Regions from separate parts of the Homo sapiens genome. Here region 1 is linked to region 2. A link is an interaction called in ENCODE POLR2A ChIA-PET data of the cell type or tissue named here. Cell type or tissue: Panc1. All regions are shown on one strand. Each heading gives the region's core, and the rest is flanking DNA. Links, peaks and the distances in the headings are about the cores only. Region 1 overlaps ASAP3 (ArfGAP with SH3 domain, ankyrin repeat and PH domain 3). Region 2 overlaps KDM1A (lysine demethylase 1A).

Region 1 (16,758 bases), core at 10,521-15,520, 390 kb after region 2:
TGACAGGAACAGATTAAATACATAATGGCTTATGCAGGTTTTGGCACACCCGTTTGATTGATGTGGAAGAATATGTAATGGTGTACAAAGATGGCCACAATGTATTTTTTGAATGAAAAAAGCAGATTACAAAACAGTATGTTGTTATGATCTCATTTTTATAAAAACATTTCTTCATACATAGAAAAATAAATGTTAAAATGTTAATATTTTAGGCTTGAAAATTAAGAATTTTTCTCCTATTTTTGGGTAGTTTCTCCCCATCCAACCTTTTTTTTTTAATGATGAAAACTGCAATGTTACCCAGACCTTGTAAAAAAAAAAATTCAAACAACAGAGAGTATTATCCGCCTGCCATAACCCTAAGCCTCTGCTAAGGATGATTAATTTTTTTTCTTCTTTTACTTCTCCATATTTTCAAAATTATTCATAATAAGCATAAATTGCTTTGGCAAAATGCAAGAGAAAACAAAATTTTACAAAAAAGCACAAACAATGCTCTACAGTATGGGCCTGGCTGGGCAGAGGGCAAAGGCTGGGATCTGGACAGACTCCTCATAAGACAGAGCCCAAGGAGTCTCTGCCCAGGAGGAATTGGCCACTGGTTGACTGAGGCTCCTTCTTTCCCCATGATGTCCCAGTAGCTGGTGAGAGATCTGGAGTATCGTGTGGTGTGCACAGGACACAGAAAGCCATTTCCTTCTCTAGATATACCAACTGACACTGAGGAACGAGGAGCAAGGGGCATAAACCCCAGTTCTGCCTCTGCCAAGCTGTGGGGCCTTGGGCAAGTGACTTAACCTCTCTGAGTCCTCCTGTGGTAATTGTGATACTAATACCTCTCTCACACATGACAGGGTGACTGTGAAGATTAAATGGCCAGCACGCGGAGGTGTTTGGTCAGTGCTAGCTCCTTCCCATCCCTGCCCATGTCTGGCACCACTGAGCAGATGGGACTCTGAGAGCAGCATCCTGAGGTCCCTTCACAATAGCTCCTTTGGTGGTCTCGTGGCCCAGTCCCCAGAATCCAGTCAGGTCTGGGTATAAACAATCTGCTGTAAATGCCTCTACAGAGCCAGATGTCACCCAATTCTGGATGACATGTCTCGGCAGCATTTAGGTTCTTCCCTATCCAGCCTAAGTGCTACTCTCCCAGACAAACGACCCTGGCTGTGGCCACTTACATTTTGGCTTCATAGTCCTTCCATGCCTTCTCCAGCTGTTTTTTGGAATCCTGTGGGTTAAAAAAGGACAATTTGCCCAGAGGGAAGCTGGAGCACTGGAATAAACAGTATGCTCTGCTGCCTGTAGGAGGACCTGCTAGTGTGCTCCCCTGAGCTGCTCAGAGCCCTTCTCTAACCAGCCCCTGCCCCCACAGTCCTGCTGCAAACCTGCCCCCACCAAACAGGCTCAGCTGACCCCATTTCTCAGAGCTAAGGCCCTCCTCCCAGCAGACCTTCTCCTCCCCAGAGATGCCAAGAATCAGTCAGGTTTGGTGGGCCATGGCTTGGGGTGTGAAGAGATCTTTGGGCTCTACCCTGAGTCCTCTTGCTCAGAAGAGAGATCAGTCATGACCATGAGGATGGGAGGATGAAGGCCAAATTCCCCCTGCCTAACTTTAGCCCAGCATTTTCTCCTGCCTGGTGCTAGATCATCCTCTTAGAGCAAGGGTACAGGTCAAGGAACATGCACAGAGAGGTTGAGAAGTCTACCCCAGGCCATACAGCAAACCAGGGAGACCTGACTACCCCCTGCCTAGCTTGCCTAAGCCTCATCCAGCCAGGCTGCTCACACCCTTCTGAACAACCCCGAGACTCCCAAGGTGAAAAAGCTGCCTGTCTGGTTTGTGTGGTTAGCAGGCTGGTGCCACGCTGGCAGCCTAGGGCAGGGAGGGAACCCTCTTGGGGGAGCACGGCTCCTCCCCTGGGCCGTCTGGGGCAGATTGCCCAGAGAGATTATTCTGTCACCTTCTTTGAGCTCCACTCTGCATCCAGCCAAGGGCTGCCAGGCACAGAGAAAGCAGCTCGAGTATGGGATTCAGGATCCCTGGATTCCCACATGGGCTCTCTACTTCCTAGTTATGTAAACCATCAGCAGGTTACCTAACTCCCTTGGCCTCGAATTTCAACTGCAAAATGGGGATGAGTGTACCCACAAAGCCTACCTCATAGGATGGTTGTAAGATTTACATGACATGTTTCACACAAGGGGCCTGGCAGACAGCAGGTCAGCCATCCTAGGCTGACCCGAGCCAGGTCCTCCAGACCTCCCCAGGCTCATCACTCCCGCTAAGACAGCCCCTTCACCTGGCCTCCACCCTCAGTCCAGCCCTGCCCCCCAACAGTCTCCTGCCCACCCCTCTTTTACTCTGTCCCACCACCACTCCCAGCATGGAGACTCACCTGTCGACCGTCCCTCAGCTGCCCCTTCATCAGACTGTCCAGGGGGAAAGAGACAATGTTGTTCAAGTTCTGAATCTGGAAAAAACAGAGACGCTCATTCCCGCCTCAGGTGACCGGCATCCAGCCCCTAGGGATTCGGTGTACAGTGAAGCATCACTTGGCAAAGAGAGCAGCGGGGAAGGGAAGTAGGGGAGAGGAAAAGATGTTATCAAAGAGATGACAGCCAAGTAAGGGGGACCGTCATGGCAGGAGTGCTGAGCCTGCGGGGGGGGACTAGAGGATCCAGCTCTGGGGTCTGCTTAGGATGGCTGACCTGCTGCCCGCCAGGCTTCCTGTGTGAAAGGGGGCAGGAGGGGAGGCCGAGGTGTGTCAGAGTGAGCCCCTTCCCTGATGGCTCCAGCCTCATCGCTGCACTGCTCCAGCAGCATCCCACAGTCAATCTCTCCCCTGTTCCTCGCCAGGAGCAGCCTCCCTTCTCCTCTCTGACTCTCTCAAGTTGACCTGTAGTGCACGTCTGTTGTTCTGGGCTGGCTAACGCTTCAGAGCCTCCCCTATTAATGGTCATAGAACCCCCTTTCCTGTGGGGAACTCCTCCTCTGTGGTCAGATGGGGTAAACGCAGAAGTCAGATCTGAGCAGGGCACCCCAGCCCCAGGATAGAGGGACTGGATAGGGAACAGGCACGCACCCAAGCCAGCCAATCACAATCCTCGCTGGGATTTTTCTGCCTAAGTTGTGGGAGAAAGACCATCTTTATTTTGGTAAGATGGGCATCTGGGCCTGCTGGGCTATCCTGTCCACTGAGCAGAGACAGAGAAACTACCTTAAGAGGAAAGGATAGAGCCTAAGCCAGCTGCGCCCCTGGACTTCTCATTACAGGGGCTAATGAATTCCCTTTTAAAAATTTAACCTAGTTTGAGTTGGGTTTCTGTGATTTCGCAACCTAAAGAGGCCTAATATTTCAACCAGCTTCCAAGGTACAGCTTGGGTCTCTCCTCCTCCAGGAAGTCTCTCCTGGCTACTCCTCCCGCCTGGTCTATGCTGATCTCCCCTTTTCTGAACCATGGCAGCACTAGGCCTCTGACACCAGCTGCTGGGTCCTTGAGTTTGTGCCATGCTGCTGGTATTTCTTGACACTAGTCCACACCCTAGTTTTTCTCTCCCCCACTAGACTGTGGCTCTCTGAGGCAGTCTGACACTTTCCTGTGTCACCAACCCCTGGTACAATGTCCACTAGACAGCAGACCCCCAGGAAACACTAGTTTGACTGAAACAGGGAGAGAAGAGGTGAAGACAAAGAAGGACACTAATTCAATTGAACTCAAACACTATTTTTTTTTTTGAGACAGGGTCTTGCTTTGTCACCCAGGCTGGAGCACAGTGGTGTGATCACACTCACTACAGCCTCAACTTCCCCCAGGCTAAACTGATCTTCCTACTTCAGCATCCCGAGTAGCTGGGACCACAGGCATACGCCCCCACACCTGGCATTTTTTTTTTTTTTTTTTTGAGATGGAATCTCGCTCTGTCACCCAGGCTGGAGTGCAGTGGCATGATCTCAGCTCACTGCCACCTCCGCCTCCCGGGTTCAAGTGATTCTCCTGCCTCAGCCTCCTGAGTAGCTGGGATTACAGGCACCTGATACCACACCCAACTAATTTTTGTATTTTTTCGCAAAGACAGTTTCACCATGTTGGCCAGGCTGGTCTCGAATCTCTGACCTCAAGTGATCCGCCCACCTTGGCCTCCCAAAGTGCTGGGATTACAGGCGTGAGCCACCGCACCCGGCAATTTTCATACTTTTGTAGAGTCAGGGTCTCACTACATTGCCCAGGCTGGTCTAGAGCTTCTGGGCTCAAGCGATCCACACACCTCAGGCTCCTAAACCACTGGGATTAAGGTTTGAAATGTTGCACCCAGCCTCAAACACTGTTAAAGGCTTTTTACATGCAGGACAGTGTACGAGGCACAGCTATGCCAAGAGCTATAACAATGATAGATTTTATTAGGTTGGTGCAAAAGTAATTGCTGTTTTGCCATTAATATAATATTAGCCAACATTTACTGAGCGCTTACCATAAAGTAGGCACTAACTTGCTTAATCCTCATTACCGCTCTGTGAGGTAGGCAGCATTATTATCCCAGTTTCACAGATGAGAGACCTGGGGCTTGGGCAGACTGAGTGACTTGACCTAGTAAGCAGCAGAGTGAAGATTCCAAGCTGGAGTCTAGGTCCAAGGTTGGGTGCTTAACCACTGAGCACACTGCCTCTCAAGGATGATGTGGCCCCTGCCAACCAGGGAGGATGCTGGGTAGGACTGGAGCCACAAGAGCTGGTCCAGTGCCATGGAGCCTGGAGGGAGATGAGAGGCTTTCCTGGGAGGCAGTGTAGCCAGGCTTATGCTTGGACTCTGGAGCCAGACAACCTGGGTTCAAACCGAACCGTGTGACCTCGGGCAAGCTGCTTAACCTTGAGGTCCTAGTTTCCTAGCCTGTAAGGTGGAGACAACAGTCACACCAGCCCCACAGAGCTGTGCATCCGGATCGAATGAGTGAACACATGAACTAGTGAGAACTGTGCCTGCACATGGGAAGAGCTGCTGTCACAGGGTGGCCTTGAGGAAAGGACTTGAAGGACCAGAGAGGAGGCAGTCACCAAGGAGGCCATCGGGAAGCAACCCGAGGCCACTGGGCCATGTACAGGGGCTGAGACGCTTGTGGAGGCAGGGACAGGTCCTGGGATTTAAGTACGAAGCAGATGTGGATTGGGAAAGCAGAGGACAAAGAGGGAGTGAGGAGAGGAGGAGGCGGTGGCAGCGGTGGTGGTGGCAGTGGCAGCAGTAGTGGTATAAAGGTAGGAACCCCCGAGCCTGTCTCTCCTTTATCCCAAAGCTCCTCCAGGGAACCCTCCCTTGCACGGGGCTCTTCCCTGCTGTGAGACCCCCTCTGCTCCTGGGTGAAGAGAAGGAGGAGAACAGAGAGAAGAGTTAGTTGGGTAAGAAGCCAGAGAGAAAGGAGGATTATCCAAAAGAAGGGTCAGGGCTGGAAAGGGACCTCAGGTCTGAACTCAGGTCAGAGATCAAGGGCAAATTGGGAGAAGGAAGGAAACGGACCCTTTCCCAGTCAGGTTCTTAAGACCACTAGATTTACCCTGAGTCTGGGCAAGGAAGAGACAGGGGCCTCACCAGGTTCTTGAAGAGCGCAGCAACCTCGCGGGTGAACACGGCCAAGTTTAGGAAGCCTGTGGACAGCTCATGGCTGTTCTGGGACAGGTGGCTGTTGCCTAAGGATTCCACGGCCTCTCGGTACTGCTCTTCATTCTCCACATGGCCTGTGGAGGTACAGACGGGAGCTTGGAGTTAGCTCCAGGCTGGGGCTGGGAGAGGGGCTTCCTGACCAGGCGGGGCACCCAGGAGGCTCACTTACCAAGGCCGGAGCTATGGATTGCCCGCACAGCCTTCTTTATTCTCTGCAGGATGGCTTGGTCTCCTTCCAAGATCTGGAAGCAAATGTGGACAGAGGTTCAGGGATGCCAAGCTGGAATAGGGTGCTTCCTTCAGGAACGCTGTATCTATGATTTCCACCCCCCAACCGCCCTCCAAACAAATACATTGAGTTTTGCTGTCCTCTGGAACTTATCCCTAGGGTCTTCCTGTTTACCCCACCAAACAAAAAACCACACAGAAACCACAGACCAGTCACACCACTCCAAGAAGACCACAGACTTTTCTCCCTGAATCCAATGCAGCGTAAATGTAGTGAGTCAAAGGTACGTGGCATGACAGGGTGTGCCAGGCCTGGGTTTGAATCTTGCCTCTGGCAGTAGCTGGTGTGTCCGTTAGACAAATCTGTTAACTTCTCTGAGCCTTGAGTGCCTTGTCTACAAAATGGGGATGATACTAGGGGACTTGTGGAGTTGCTGAGAAGATGAATGATTTGTAAATATGTACAAAATGCTGAGCAAAAGGCCAGAGGGGAGAACACACACATCTCTATCTTCCCTTAAGATACAAAGCAGGGTACACTTGTTCACCAAACCCCAGGCTCAATAAACAGTTATGTCAGGACAAGGAGGAAGAGGCCAGGATGCTATGGGTGAGCAGAGAGGGGTTGGAGGCATTCAGTTACCTGAGTCTGGGGAGATGGCAGAGGGTGGCGGGAGCACACTCCATCACCACTGGGGAGAACTGGAGAGACAACACCAGATAACCCCAAAGCCCAGAGGCTGCAGAACAAACATCAGAATGTGGGAAAGGCCAGAGATGTGATGGCAAGAAGCAAGTCTCACATGCCCCAAGCAGGCTCAGCCTAGATGGGAAACACTCCCCCTTTCAGTGGGGCATGGAAGTTGACAACCTCATGAAATCCTTGCGAAATGCACAGTTAACTTGGAAAACACAGAATGTCGAGCTGGAAGGGGCCCACAGATGAGAAAACTGAAGCCAAGAGATGGGAGGCCCTTACCGAGAGACACATGGTGGGGAAGCCACAGAGCTGGACTTCCCGGGTGCAACAGAACAGTGTTCCATCCATGTACCACAGCCCCACCCTGACCCCAGCCCAGCTGTTCTTCCCAGTGACAAAAATAAAATGGGATCAGAGTCTGATTTCCAGAGTTACATGACAAGAGTTAGTAAACACATTGGAAATGGTACTGCCAAAGATTCAAAATGATACCCACAGGAGAACATGCATAGGGCAGAACTCAGAGGCAATGTGGAGTGTTCTCAGAGGCCGGTGGCATGTGGGAAGCCTCTGGAGGAAGGGGGGTCTAGTTACGAAGCTCAGCTCCACTACTCGGGGGCTATGTGACCTTGAACAAGTTGCCTATTTTTTTTGAGACCAAGTTTTGCTCTTGTTGCTCAGGCTGGAGTGCAGTTGCACAATCTTGGCTCACTGCAACCTCTGCCTGCCAGGTTCAAGCAATTCTCCTGCCTCAGCCTTCTGACTAGCTGGGATTACAGGTGCCCACCACCTGGCTAATTTTTTGTATTTTTAGTAGAGACGGGGTTTCATTGTGTTGGCCAGGTTGGTCTCAAACTCCTGACCTCAAGTGATCCACCCGCTTCGGCCTCCCAAGGTGCTGCGATTACAGGCATGAGCCACCGTGCCCGGGCACAAGTTGCCTATTCTTTCTGAGCTTCCTGATTAGCCATGTGTAAAATGGGGAAATCGATGCCTACCTCTCAGGGTTGGTATGAGGGCTATATGTATGAGAGGATGCAAATACAGGATTTAGCTTGGTGCTAGGCATGGAGTATGTTCAAAATGAACAGCACCTGTGATCGTTATCATCAGCTGCTGCTGATGCTAGGAAGGTCTGCCAAGTTCCAGGTGCTTTTCCTACAGGGGCTAGAAATCTAACATTCTCCTCCTCGGGTGTGAACTTGAGACACTTTCATATTTGAGATCCGTGGAGGCCCATCCCAGGGCTGAAGAAAGAAAACAAAAGAATCAGGAAGATTAAGGAGACGGCATCATATTTGAGTTGGTTAAAACATGAGGCTGGGCATGGTGGCTCATGCCTATAATCCCAGCACTTTGGGAGGCAGAAACAGGAGGATCACTTGAGGCCAGGAGTTCAAGACCAGCCTAGGCAATATAGTGAGACCTTGTCTCTACCGAAAAGAAAAAATAAATAAATTAGCTGGGTGTGGTGGGGTGCACCTGTAATTCCAGCACTTGGGGAGGCCAAAGCAGGAGGATCACTTGAGCCAAGGAGTTCAAGACCAGCCTGGACAGCTTGGCGAAACCCCATCTCCATGTGGTGGCATGCACCTATAGTCCCAGCTACTTGGGAGGCTGAGGTGGGAGGATCACCTGAGCCTGGGGAGGTCAAAACTGCAGTGAGCCCTGATTGCGCCACTGCACTCCAGCATGGGTGACAGAGAGAGCCCTGTCTCAAAAAGCAAAGCAAACAAACAAAAAACAACCAAAATGTTTCTTACTAAAGAGACAAAGAGGTGGAGGGGAGAACGTTTCTTTCTAAACTGGCCAACAGAAAAAGAAAAAAAAAAAGAGGCAAGAACATGGCCACTTCTATGGTTCCCCAAAATCCAGATGGGGAAACAGAAGCATGTGTTTACCAAATCCCTTGATCCCCATCTTGAAACCTGGAAAGCTAAAAGGTGAGTAATTTAAGGAGCTATGATTTCGCTCTAAAAGACAATTCAGGTTAAAGATATGAACAACTGGGCCAGCACAGTGGCTCACGCCTGTAATCCTAGCACTCTGGGAGGCCAAGGCAGTGGATCACCTGAGGTCAGGAGTTCAAGACCAGCCTGACCAACATGGCGAAACACTGTCTCTACTAAAAATACAAAAATTAGCTGGGCGTGGTGGTGCACACCTGTAATCCCAGCTACTCAGGAGGCTGAGGAAGGAGAATCTCTTGAACCCGAGAGGTGGAGGTTGCAGTGAGCTGAGATGGTACCACTGCACTCCAGCCTGCACAATGGGAGCGAGACTCCATCTCAAAAAAAAAAAAAAAAAAAAAAGATATGAACAATTTCCAAAAAAATTTCCAAAATCCCTAGAGGGCAGATCCATGTACCTAGCACACAGAAGGTGCCCAATAAATGTTTACCTAAATGAATGATGGTTTGCAAAGTCCTGGGACATGGACCTGAGAGGAGTATGTTCATGCTCTAGATACATTCTGAGGAGTCTTCCCATCCCATGACACCCATTTTCTGAAAACTGCCCTCCCTTCCTCTGGAGGTGGGCCCCTGCAGCCTTGTTTGTTCTAGCCAGAGTCGACAGACACCTGGTTCAAGCTAAACCAATCAGATTCTCTCTCCCACCTGACCCAAGCTGGACCAATCAGATTCTCTCTCCAAGGACTTTGGAATTGGGCTCTGGAAAGCTAGTTGACTGACTGAAATGCTAAAGCTGGGATGTCCTTCCTGCCACATGCAGAGAGAAAAGAACAGAGCAGATGTGTAGAAAGACATGAACAAGCCCCACACCGCCACAGCAAGGCAGAAGAGGAAGAGTGGTGCTGGTTTCTGGCAACTTTCCAGATGCTACCTCTTCAGAGGCAACCTCCACACATTATGTCTTTGGTGAAATTCCATGAAATACCCCTGAATCCACCCAACGAAGTTCCTTTAAGCAAGTTTGAGAAGATTTCCCTTCCCTGCAGTGTGGCAGAGATCACTGGGTGGCTCCCAGTGTCCATTCTCTCTTCTTCCTTCACAAGAAACCTGACTTTTCAGATGGCCACTTGGCGACCTAGAATAAAGACTACATTTCCTACCTTGCAGCTAACTGTGGTCATGGGACTAAGTCCTGGCCATGGAATATAATATTTTAATTGTTAACTTCCAAAAAGTATCTTACAAAGAAGGGAGATAACCCCCAAACTCATCAAGTTGTATACACTGACTATGTATAGCTTTTTACATGTCAATCCTACCTCAATAAAGTGGCTTTAAAAAATTGAAAAATAAAAAGGAAGGGAGGGACTACACACCTGTTAGAATGGCCAAAATCCAAAACACTGACAACACCAAATACTGGCAAAGGGAGGCCGGGCACGGTGGTTCACGCCTATAATCCCAGCACTTTGGGAGGCTGAGGCTGGTGGATCACTTGAGGCCAGGAGTTCAAGACCAGCCTGGCAAACATGGTGAAACCCTGTCTCTACTAAAAATACAAAAATTAGCCAGGCGTGGTGGCACACCGCTGTAGTCCCAGCTACTCGGGAGGCTAAGGCAGGAGAATCATTTGAACCTAGGAGGCGGAGGTTGCAGTGAGCTGAGACAGTGCCACTGCACTCCAGCCCAGGTGACAGAGTGAGACTCCATCTCAAAAAAAAAAAAAAAAAAAACCAAACAAAAACACACACACACACAAATAAATAAATAAATAACCCCAAAACACAAATACTGACAAAGATGTGGAGCAACAGAAACTCCCATTGTTGGTGGGAATGCAAAATGGTACAGCCACTTCGGAAGACAGTTTGACAGTTTCTTAACTAAACGTACTCTTGCCAAATGAGTCAGCAATCATACTCCTTCATATTTTCTCAATGAGTTGAAAACGTATACATACCTGCACACGGATGTTTACATCAGCTTTATTCATAATTACCAAAATTTGGAAACAACCAAGATGTCCTTCAGTAGGTGAATGGATAAAGAAATTGTCATGCATCCAGAGAGTGAAATATTATTCATCACTGAAAAGAAATGAGCTATCAAACCATGAAAAGATGCAGAGGAAAGTTACATGCACATCACTAAGTGAAAGAAGCCAATTTGAAAAGGCTACTACATGATTTCAACTATACGATATTCTGGAAAAGGCAAAACTATGGAGACAGTAAAAAGATCAGTGGTGGCCAGGGATGGGGGTAGTGAGGAGGAACAGGTGAAGCACAGAGGGTTTTTAGGGCAGGGAAACATTTCTGTATGATGCTATAATGGTGGATACATGGAATTATACACTTGTCCAATCCCACAGAATGTACAACACTAAGAGTGAACCCTAATGTAAACTATGGACTTTTGGTGATGATGTGTCAATGTATGGTCATTGAAACAAATGTACCACTCTGGTAAGAGCTGTTGACAGAGGGGGAGGCTGTGTGTATATGGTAACTCTATGTACTTCCTGCCCAATTTTGCTGTGAACCTAAAACTGCTCTAAAAAATAAAGTCGATTTTTTTTAATTTAGAAAAAAAGGGCCTGGGGTGGGGTGGCTCACGGCTGTAATCTCACACTTTGGGAAGCTGGGGCGGGAGGATTGCTTGAGCCTAGTTCGAGGCCAGCCTGGGCAACATAGTGAGAGTCTGTCTCTACAAAAAATTAAAAACCAGGCATGGGGCATGGGCCTATAATTCCAGCTACTCAGGAGGCTGAGGTGGGAGGACTGTTTGACCCCAGGGAGTTGAGGCTATAGTGAGCTGTGATCGTGCCACTGCACTCCAGCCTGGGCAACAGAGCAAGACCCTGTCTCAAACGCACCCCCCCACAAAAAAAAAAAACAAAAGAAAAAAGGGGAATGCAAGGGTACCCTCTGTCACCCCTTTCTTCTGGCTACAATGTGCTGGCGATGTCTAGAGCTCAGGCAGCAATCCTGGACCATGAAGTAGAAGCCATTTGTTATGGATGGCGGAGCAACAAGATATCAGCCTTGTCCCTAGTGATTAGGAAACTACCCTAGCAGCCCCAGTCTACTTATCTGTGGAATTCTTTAATATGAAAGAGAAATCTCTTATTTGAGCCACTGTTATACTGGGTATTCTGCCACTTGTGGCTGAAACTAGCTCTAACTGGTAAAGGGAGACAAGTCACCCGAATCACTCACAGACTGTTTTTCTTTTCTTTTTTTTTTTTTGAGATGGAGTCTCGCTTTGTAGCCCAGGCTGGAGTGCAGTGGCACAATCTCGGCTCACTGCAAGCTCTGCCTCCCGGGTTCACGCCATTCTCCTGACTCAGCCTCCCGAGTAGCTGGGACTATAGGCGCCCGCCACCACGCCCGGCTAATTTTTTGTATTTTTTAGTAGAGACGGGGTTTCACCGTGTTAGCCAGGATGGTCTCGATCTCCTGACCTCATGATCCGCCTGCCTCGGCCTCCCAAAGTGCTGGGATTACAGGCGTGAGCCACCGCGCCCGGCCACAAACTGTTTTTCGATGCCCTTGTCAGACATCTATCAGGAAACAGCTTCCCAGCCAGATACCATTCCCGTCCCTACTGCTCTTGGCAGCCAAGTTCACATGGCTGTTTATTCATTCAATTAGTTATTGAGTGCCCACTACACCCTGTGTAAAAAAGACACAATCTCAGCCGGGCACAGTGGCTCACACCTGTAATCCCAGCACTTTGGGAGGCTGAGGCTGGCAGATCACGAAGTCAAGATCGAGACCATCCTGGCTAACACGTCTCTACTAAAAATACAAAAAATTAGCCGGGCATGGTGGCATGTGCCTGTAGTCCCAGCTACTAGGGAGGCGGAGGCAGGAGAATCGCTTGAACCTGGGAGGCGGAGGCTGCAGTGAGCTGAGATCACGCCATTGCACCCCAGCCAGGAGGGCAGTGTGAGACTCCGTCTCAAAAAACAAACAAAAAAGACACAATCTCAGCTCTCAAGGACATCATCATTGAAGGGAAGAAAAAGCCATTATAAGCAGACACTTATCATGCAATGTGATGAGGGCTATGATGGAAGGTTCCTGGGAGTCCAGGGAAAACAGAGCCATGTCTGCTTTGAAGGAATGGGGAAGGCGTCCCTTAAGCTGTGTTGCTTAACTCTGGCCCCTGGACAGGCAGAAAAGAGACTAAAGAGACTACACTATGAGGTAGAGGGGAGGGAATGCTTGGTAAAAAATGGTAGGACTGCCAGGAAGGGAGGCGTGCTCTGGGAAGAATGGACAAGGACAGGAACATAGTTCCTCCATTCATTCATTCATTTCAACAAGCATTTCTTGGTGACTGTTTCAGCCAGGCATGGTGCCAGATGGTGGGGACACATAAGACATGGCCCCTTCCTTCAAGAGAACCACAGACTTAAGAACATGCAAGTGCCCATAGGGAGCATGAAAAGGGAAAAGTTCTAATTACTCCTTTCTCAAGAAAATATCTGAAAATCATTTACACTGGTTGATAACACCTATCCTGTGGTATAATAGGGCTCAAAGATTTAAGCTAAAGAAATGCAGGTTTTTTTTTTTAATCCACTCATCCACACACTCATAAAAAAATTTAGTTTTAAGGAGACGATTCTGATAGTAGCCTGGGGAAAGGAAGGTATTTTGAGGAAAGGCAGAGGTTTCCAGAGTGCTATGATGAGTCAGTAACTAAGATTCTAGCCCCAGCATCTCCAAAATTATCTCCTTGGGTGATACTAGCCCAGCTAGTTTTCTAAACTTCCTCTCCTTTAAAATAGATTTTTATTTTTTTATTTTTTTATTTTTGAGATGGAATCTCGCCCTGTTGCCCAGCCTGGAGTGCAATGGCACAATCTCGGCTCACTGCAACCTCCGTCTCCCAGGTTCAAATGATTCTCCTGCCTCAGCCTCCCGAGTAGCTAGGATTACAGGTGCCCGCCACCATGCCTGGCTAATTTTTATCTTTAGTAGAGACGGGGTTTCACCATGTTGGCCAGGCTGGTCTCAAACTCCTGACCTCGTGATCCGCCTGCCTCGGCCTCCCAAAGTGCTGGGATTACAGGCAGAAAAATCCATTCTCTGCTTAACTCACAGAATTACTGTGAGGCTTAATGAGATCACAAACATGGCAAGGCTTGAGGCATTTGGAAAACATGAGTATGGTTCTTACTGTGGTTTGTTTTCTGCCTCTGTGTGAGATCAGCCCTCGTTTCCCATGAAACTGGATAGATGAAGGAAAAGCCAGGTGTGGCGGCTCCCTCCTATCATCCCAGCACTTTGGGAGGCCAAGGTGAGAGGATCGCTTGAGCCCAGGAGTTCAAGACCAGCCTCGGCAACAAAGTGAGACCCCCACCCCGATCTATACCAAAAAAAAAAAAAATTTTTTTTTTTGAGACACAGTCTCTCTCTGTTGCCCAGGTTGGAGTGCAGTGGTGTGATCTCGGCTCACTGCAACCTCCACTTCCCAGGTTCAATCGATTCTCCTGCCTCAGGCTCCTAAGTAGTTGGGACTACAGGTGCCCGCCACCATGCCCGGCTAATTTTTGTATTTTTAGTAGAGATGGGGTTTCGCCATGTTGGCCAAGCTGGTTTCAAACTCCTGACCTCAACTGATCCTCCTGTCTTGGCCTCCCAAAGTGCTGGGATTACAGGCATGAGGCACTGCACCCGACCATTACAAAAAATTTTTTAAAAAAGTTAGCCAAGTGCTGTGACACACACCTGTAGTCCCAGCTATTTGGGAGGCTGGGATGAGAGGAGCCCTTGAGCCCAGGAGTTCGAGGTTGCAGTAAGCTATAATCATGCCACTGCACTCCAGCCTGAGTGACAGAATGAGACACTGTCTTAAAAAAAAAAAAAAAAAAAAAAAAAAAAAAAAAAATCAGCTTCTGGGTTCAGGTGGGCCCATTTAATCCCTGATAGTCAGAGATTCTCAAGGTGGGGGCCCTCAACCAGCAGCAGGCATCATCCAGGAACTTGTTAGAAAAGCAAATTCTCCAGCTGAATCAGAAAATCTGGGGGTGAGGTCCAGCAATCTGTGGTTTAACAAGCCCTCCAGGTGATTCTAATGCATGCTAAAGTTTGGGAATTACTGTTCTAATTCTCTTCAGAGATGCAGTACATCATCATTGCTAAAAGTATGGGGCTGTCCCCAAACTACCTGGATTTGAATTCCAGCTCCACCAGGTACCTGATGTGATCTCTCAGTCCCTCAATTTCCCCATTCATAAAATGAAGATGATAATATTGCGTACCACATAAGGTTACTGGGGAGATTAAGTAAATTCTATAGGTAAAGTGCTTAGAATACTGTCCACTATTTGATAACTAAAAATGTTATCTACTTCAAAATTAAATTGAATTTGGTTTAGGAATTTCTCAACTTTCATTGAATTAATTAAACATATCTCCCCACACCCCCAACTCCATGTTGATCCTCGTCAGCAAGCTGTGGGGAAGCACAGGTGGAGAGGGACCACAGCAGACCTCTGCCGCCGGGCAGGGAGAGTGCAAGCAGCATGTCCCAAGTGCCTGCTCTGTGCAGCCTCATTACTTGTCACTATCCTGGCCACTCTTTGAGGAAGGCATTGCCATTCCCATTTTAAAGATGAAGCTGTCAGGAGGAGGAACATGTCCAAGTCACACAGTGATGAACAGTGGCAGAGCTGTAACTTTTTTTCTTTTTTTTCTTTCTTTTTTTTTGGGGGGGGGATAGACTCTCACTCTCGCCCAGGCTAGAGTGCAGACACACAATCTCAGCTCACTGCCACCTCTGCCTCCTGGGTTCAAGCGATCCTCCTGCCTCAGCCTCCTGAGTAGCTGGGTTTACAGGCGTGTGCCACCATGCCCAGCTAATTTTTGTATTTTTAGTAGAGACAGGGTTTCGCCATCTTGACCAGGCTGGTCTCGAACTCCCGACCTCAGATGATCTGCCCACCTCGGCCTCCCAAAGTGCTGGGATTACAGACATGAGCCACTGCACCTGGCCCAGAGTTACAATTTAAATCCAGGACTAGCCAAATCCAGGGCCAATGTTCTTTCCCCATCTCTAAGCTGCCCCACAAAGTTAGGGGGCACAGCTTATTTGATCTTGGGACTGGATCTGCCTCCAAACCTAAATCCCAATTCTACCACCTCTACCATATTCCCTCACCATCCCCTCAGGCTTAGGAAAGGGAGAAGGCAGGGCACAGAGGGAGATCTGTCCAAGGAAAACAAGGTTGACAGCAATGGTGAGGCCCCGAATACAAACACTGTAAAGGATGTCCTACTGAAAAGAAAACGGATTTGTTCAGGCTGGCCTCAGAGAGGATTCCCAGGACTGAGAGGTGGAAGTTAGGGAGGCAGAAACAGACTTCAGCTCAAACAGGGGACATTTCTAAGGAAGAACAGGCCACCCCTGAAGGCAGTGAGCTCCCTGTCACTTGAAGTATTCAAATACTTTAGGTGCTAGAGAGTGATTCAGACACTGGATTTTGGATTAGAATGGACAGCTATTTAGATTTCATTCAAAGCTAAGAGTCAATGGATCCATGCAAGAGCCTGGCAGGCACTGGGCAAAGGTGGCTGAAACACATCTTAGTGTAAGAGACACGTCTGAGCTTGGAAAGCCCACTGGAGTCCTTTGGGCAGCCTACCCTGGCTGGCCCTAAACAAGGCCTAAATTCCAGCTGCTGGCACTGCCCTTTGTGTCCCCTACCCTGATCCCAACATACACACACACCATGCTCTGGCTCTCTGGTTTGTGTTCTCTGCAGGCAAAAGACCACAGATGGCAGCACTAGGCCATGCCCAGCTGCCCTGCCTAGAAGGGCCTTCTGCATGCCCCCTTCTGGGTCAGGATTCATCAATAGGACCCATTCTTCATTCCCATGGTTTCTCAGAGCCAGCTGTGGTTACCAAGGCAACTCAAGCCAAGGGGGCAGAGCTGCTAGAGCTAAGGCCTTGGGAGATACAGATTACATTTCACCATTAGACATTCATTCCTTTGGACCATTATAATATAGTACATAGTTATCACTTCTGTGTCATCCCATGACCATTACAGCCATTATTATTATTATTATTATTTTGAGATGAAATCTCGCTCTGTAGCCCAGGCTGGAGTGCAGTGGTGTGATCTCAGTTCACCGCAACCTCCGCCTCCCAGGTTCAAGCAATTATCCTGCCTCAGCCTCCAGAGTAGCTGGGATTACAGGCATGCGCCACTGCACCTGGCTAATTTTCTGTAGTAGAGACA
Region 2 (5,000 bases), core at 1-5,000:
CCAGGGACATGGCATGCTTATGAAATGGTGCTTGCTATGATTTTTCATCCCCACTTTGCAGCACACTAGTATGTTTCTTCCATTATTTTCTCCTGTGTGCTCCTTGCCTCCCCCTAATATTCCAGGCCCCCAACTGTAACTTGTCTCCAAAAACAAAAATCTCTCAGCTCTATCTAACCCCAGCCTAAAATTGAGCCACACTTCCTGTACATGATCTGAAGAGGAAATATGATCCAGACCTTATACTTTGTGGTACAAAGAAACTAGGTGGATATCTGACCCTTCAGGGTAACTCAGGTTCACTTAATTTTTATCAGGAATATGATGAATTAGCTGAAACACAAGGAAAGCTAGAAGAAAAACTTCAGGAGTTGGAAGCGAATCCCCCAAGGTAAGGAAAACAAACACAAAAGTTCAGAGGGAGAGCTTTTACTGTTCTTTCAGCTTGATTTGGAAGGAAAATTCTAAATCATAATGAGCTTTTATTTATGTTCAGTGAGTGGTTTAAATTGTTAAATAAATGAATGTGTGACTACTTTTGAGGTTTCTAAATCCCCTGCTCCTGTATTTTAATGTGTCCTAGATACCTAAACAGATTGTTTCTAAAGAGAGAGCCTTTCTCCGTAAGATCTGATATTTGGATAAAGATGTAATAGATGGAAATTATCTTTCTTGAGAGGGTAGAAGTTGCTGTTGCTTTACACTTCCATAATTTTGGAAACTAGCGGGGTATTATACTTTATTTCCACTGGGTTTTTGACAGTGAATGCTGGTGAAATGTTTTCACTTGCATCCAGCCTCCACATAAATCTGTTCTGTTCTGTATTCAAGAATGCTACCCACCCTTTCTTTTTTTGAGATGGGATCTCGCTCTTGTTGCCCAGGCTGGAGTGCAATGATGTGATCTCAGCTCACTGCAACATCCACCTCCTGGGTTCAAGCAATTCTCTTGCCTCAGCCTCCTGAGTAGCTGGGATTACAGGTGCCCACCACCATGCCCAGCTAATTTTTGTATTTTTAGATGGGGTTTCACCTGTTGGCCAGGCTGATCTCGAACTCCTGACCTCAGGTGATCCACCTGCCTCGACCTCCCAAAGTGCTGGGATTACAGGCATGAGCCACAGCATCCAGCCTGCCCATCCTTTCTATAGAGTCTATGCTGTGTGTAAAATATAAGACATTTTTTACAACTAGTAAGCTTTTATGATATAAGGTGATTTCATATGAAGCATTCTTTTTTTTTTTTCCTTCAGACAAATGAGGCCTACATGTAATTTGCTTTACGTAGTGAGCTTGGCACTGCTCTAGACATCAGAGATAAAGAGGTTAATAAGACAGATAAGATGCTACTTTTTGATTTGTAATTTCTTCATATAAGGCACAGCCCTGGCTTAGGTTCTGACACAGTTACTGAGATCACCTACATCACACTGAGAGAACTAGTGATATCTTTTAATAATCCTGTAGTCCTTTGTTCTTTTGCAGTGATGTATATCTCTCATCAAGAGACAGACAAATACTTGATTGGCATTTTGCAAATCTTGAATTTGCTAATGCCACACCTCTCTCAACTCTCTCCCTTAAGCACTGGGATCAGGTAAGTTTCCCTTATTGTTTATTTTATTGCACATGCCTTTGAGAGGGATTGTAAGAGAAATAGTTAATTTTGTATGTGTGTTTTTAAACAGCTTTAGTAAGAGACATCATTTACATACAGTGAAATTCACCTATTTTAAGTGAACAGTTTATTGATTTGCCAGACTTCAGTCATAAGCCCCCACACAATCAGAATATAGAACATGCCCATCATCCTGAAATGTTTTCTCCTGCCTCTTTGTAGTTAATCCCCCATGCTCTGGCTCCTGGCCCTGGACAACCACTGATTTGCGTTATCACTGTAATTTTGTTTATTCTACAGTTTCATATAAAGTGAATCATACAGTACATAGCTTTTTGTGTGTGATATATTTCACTTAGTATAGTTTTTGAGATGTGCATGAAGTTTTTGAGATTCATCTTTTTTGCCTGTATCAGTAGTTTGTTCCTTTTAATTATTTAATAGAATTCCATTGTGTGGATATACCACTGGTGCCTTAATGGGCATTTGGGTTGTTTCCCTTTTTTGACTGCTAATGAACGAAGCTGCTTAAGAATGTTCATGTCTTTCTCTTGAGTAAATATTTATGAATGGAATTGCTGGGTACTATGGAAAGTGGATTTTTAACTTTATAAATCAACTTCCAAACTATTTTCCAAATTGCCTTCCCATCAGCAATGTATGAAAATTCCATTTTCTCCAAATCCTCACCAATCTTGGTAATGCCAGTTTTTAAAATGTCAGCCATTCTAATAGGTATAGTAGTATTTGCATTTCCCTGATGACTAGTGATGTAGAGCAACTCTTCCTGAGCTTATGAGCCATTCATATGTCATCTTTGAGTAAATGTCTGCTCAGATCTTTTGCCTATTAAAAAAGTCTGATTGTCTGCTTGTTGATGAGTTTGAAGTTTATTATGTTCTTTAAATTCTAGGCAGAAGTCCTTTGTCAGATTTATGTTTTACAAATATTTATTTCCTTGTCATCTGTGGCTTGTCTTTAATTTTCTAAATCTGTCTCAAAGAGTAAAAGTTTTTACTTTAATTTTTTTCTTTTGAGACAAGGTCTTGCTTTGTTGCCCAGGCTGGAGTGGTGTGATCATGGCTCCCTTGCAGCCTTTACCTCCTGGGCTCAAGTGATCTTCCTGCCTTGGACTCCCATTCCTATTTATAAAATTTTTCTTTTAAACCATGTTCTTTTTCTATCTTGAAAAGAATCTTTGTCTTACCTGTGGTCACAAAGATGTTATCCTGTGTTCTCCTGCAGAAATTGTATGGGTTTAGCTCTTATGTTTAGGTCTATACTCCATTTTGTGTTAATTTTTATGTTTAAGGAAAGGTAAGTGAAGGGTTCATGTTTTTCCATATAGTTATGTAATTATTATTCCAGCACTATCCTTTTCTTCATTTGTCTTGGCACCTTTGTTGAAAATTAATTGGCATGTAAGCATGAGTATTTAGGGTTGTCTTTTCTGTTAATTTATCTGTCTATCCATATGCCACTATCATACTGTCTTGTAAGTTCTCCAACTTTGTTCATTTTTGAAATTGTTTTGGCTATTTTAAGGTACGTATTTCCATAACAGTTTTAGAATCAACTTGTCAATTTCTACAAAAATCACCTTCTGGGATTTTGATTAGGAGTGCATTAAATTTCTAGGTCAATTTAGGGTGAATTGCCATCTTAACAATATTGAATATTCTTATCCTTAAATACAGTATACTTCTCCAAAAATAGTTTTCTTTCGTTTATGTCAGTGATGTTTTATAGTTCTCAGTGAGCAGGGCTATACCATCTTTTCTTAAATTTCAGTGTGATTTACTCTTCAAGTGAGAAATCACAAGGCTTCTTGGACCAATCTCTAAATCTGAGACTTTGGCCAGAATTAAGACTGTATAGGCTGGGTACGGTGGCTCACGCCTTTTTAAACCCAGCACTTTGGGAGGCCAGAGCAGGAGGATCAATTGAGTCAGGAGTTCAAGACCAGCCTGGCCCTGTCTCTACTAAAAATACAAAAATTAGCCGGGCATGGTGGCGGGCACCTGTAATCCCAGCTACTTGGGAGGCTGAGGCACGAGAATTGCCTGAACCCAGGAGGCAGAGGCTGCAGTGAGCGGAGATCGCGCCATTGCACTCCAGCCTGGGCAACAGAGCAAGACTCCATCTCAAAAAAAAAAAAAATGTATAGAAGTAAATTATTAAATTTTTATTTATATATTTTAGTTTACATTATACATTTTCCTAATAAAAATTATTTTGACAGGCTGGGCATGGTGGCTCATGCCTGTAATCCCAGCACTTTGGGAGGCCAAGGCAGGCGGATCACCTCAGGTCAGGAGTTCGAGACCAGCCTGGCCAACATGGTGAAACCCCATCTCTACTAAAAATACAAAATTAGCCTGGCGTGGTGGCGCATGCCTGTAGTCTCAGCTGCTTGGGAGACTGAGGCAAGAGAATCGCTTGAACCCAGGAGGCGGAGGTTGCAGTGAGCCGAGATCACGCCACTGCACTGCAGCCTGGGCAACAAGAGCAAAACTCCATCTCAAAAAAAAAATTATTTTGACTTCTTAATCTTTAGATTATAATCTGATAGTTTTAGTATTTGAAGAGTTGGACTTGTTAGAGATAAAGTCTTGCAGAACTACCAGTTCCTTTGTGGTTTTTCATGTAAATACTAACTTAGGCCCTTCTAGTCATTGATTTATCATTTGATGTTTCAATATGTGTCTATTTGTAATAGTATTAAATTTTAAATGAGTGATTTCAGCTGAAGTAGAGTGTTGCTGCCAGCCCAGTATTTTGATCTAATTTCCCCAAGAATTTCATGAAATTAGAAATCCTTACCAGCTTACAAAAAAAATGTTACATAGAAAAATTTTCAGTAAATTCAAAGAAGTAAGATCATTTTGGGGATCTTTAAATTCCTGGTCAATTCCTGACTTTTTTTTTACTGTATGGACTGTCTTGGGCCACTCTTTATGGTCCTAGATTACCTTCATCTAGTTTGACTGACTTAGTTTTGGAAATCTTCCTCAACTTCAAACCTGTAAATTTAAAGAATAAAAACTGATTTTGCTCTCAGGTAAAAGAAAATGTAATCAGGACTGTGACCCTGATATCCTTCAAGTCTGTAATGTATTCAAAAGCCAGATAAATAAACTTGAATGATGTTTAATCATCTGAATTTCCTGAATCATCATTCCCCCTACCACCTCCCTACCCTAACCACCATAGAAGATCCGGACTTAGTGGTATTGGACTGGAATGATAAAAACTATCCAGGGAAGGCCGAGCGTGGTGGCTCATGCCTGTAATACCAGCACTTTAGGAGGCTGAGGTGGGTGGGTCAGGAGTTTGAGACCAGCCTAGCCAACGTGGTGAAACCCCGTCTCTACTAAAAATA

Evidence for each region. Peaks named below come from ENCODE experiments on the same cell type or tissue, not always from the same donor. Only the 100,000 strongest peaks of a DNase experiment are listed, where the experiment ranks them.
Region 1: POLR2A ChIA-PET joins it to region 2 with 6 read pairs; 2 of 35 experiments call an interaction of 5 or more read pairs at or near these places.

What each region holds. Positions count from the first base shown.
Region 1 is chr1:23,450,295-23,467,052 of GRCh38, forward strand. It overlaps ASAP3 (ArfGAP with SH3 domain, ankyrin repeat and PH domain 3), which reads right to left. Exons shown (of 25, transcript NM_017707.4): 2 at 5,828-5,900; 3 at 5,587-5,732; 4 at 2,403-2,477; 5 at 1,185-1,234. Among named protein-coding and RNA genes, the nearest start is that of ASAP3, 26 kb to the right of the region's middle. In Panc1, for the core only: no CTCF peak of the experiment used is centred there; no DNase peak of the experiment used is centred there.
Region 2 is chr1:23,071,807-23,076,806 of GRCh38, forward strand. KDM1A (lysine demethylase 1A) reads left to right here. Exons shown (of 21, transcript NM_001009999.3): 14 at 318-391; 15 at 1,486-1,597. Among named protein-coding and RNA genes, the nearest start is that of MIR3115, 30 kb to the left of the region's middle. In Panc1, for the core only: no CTCF peak of the experiment used is centred there; a DNase peak (open chromatin) is centred at 2,420.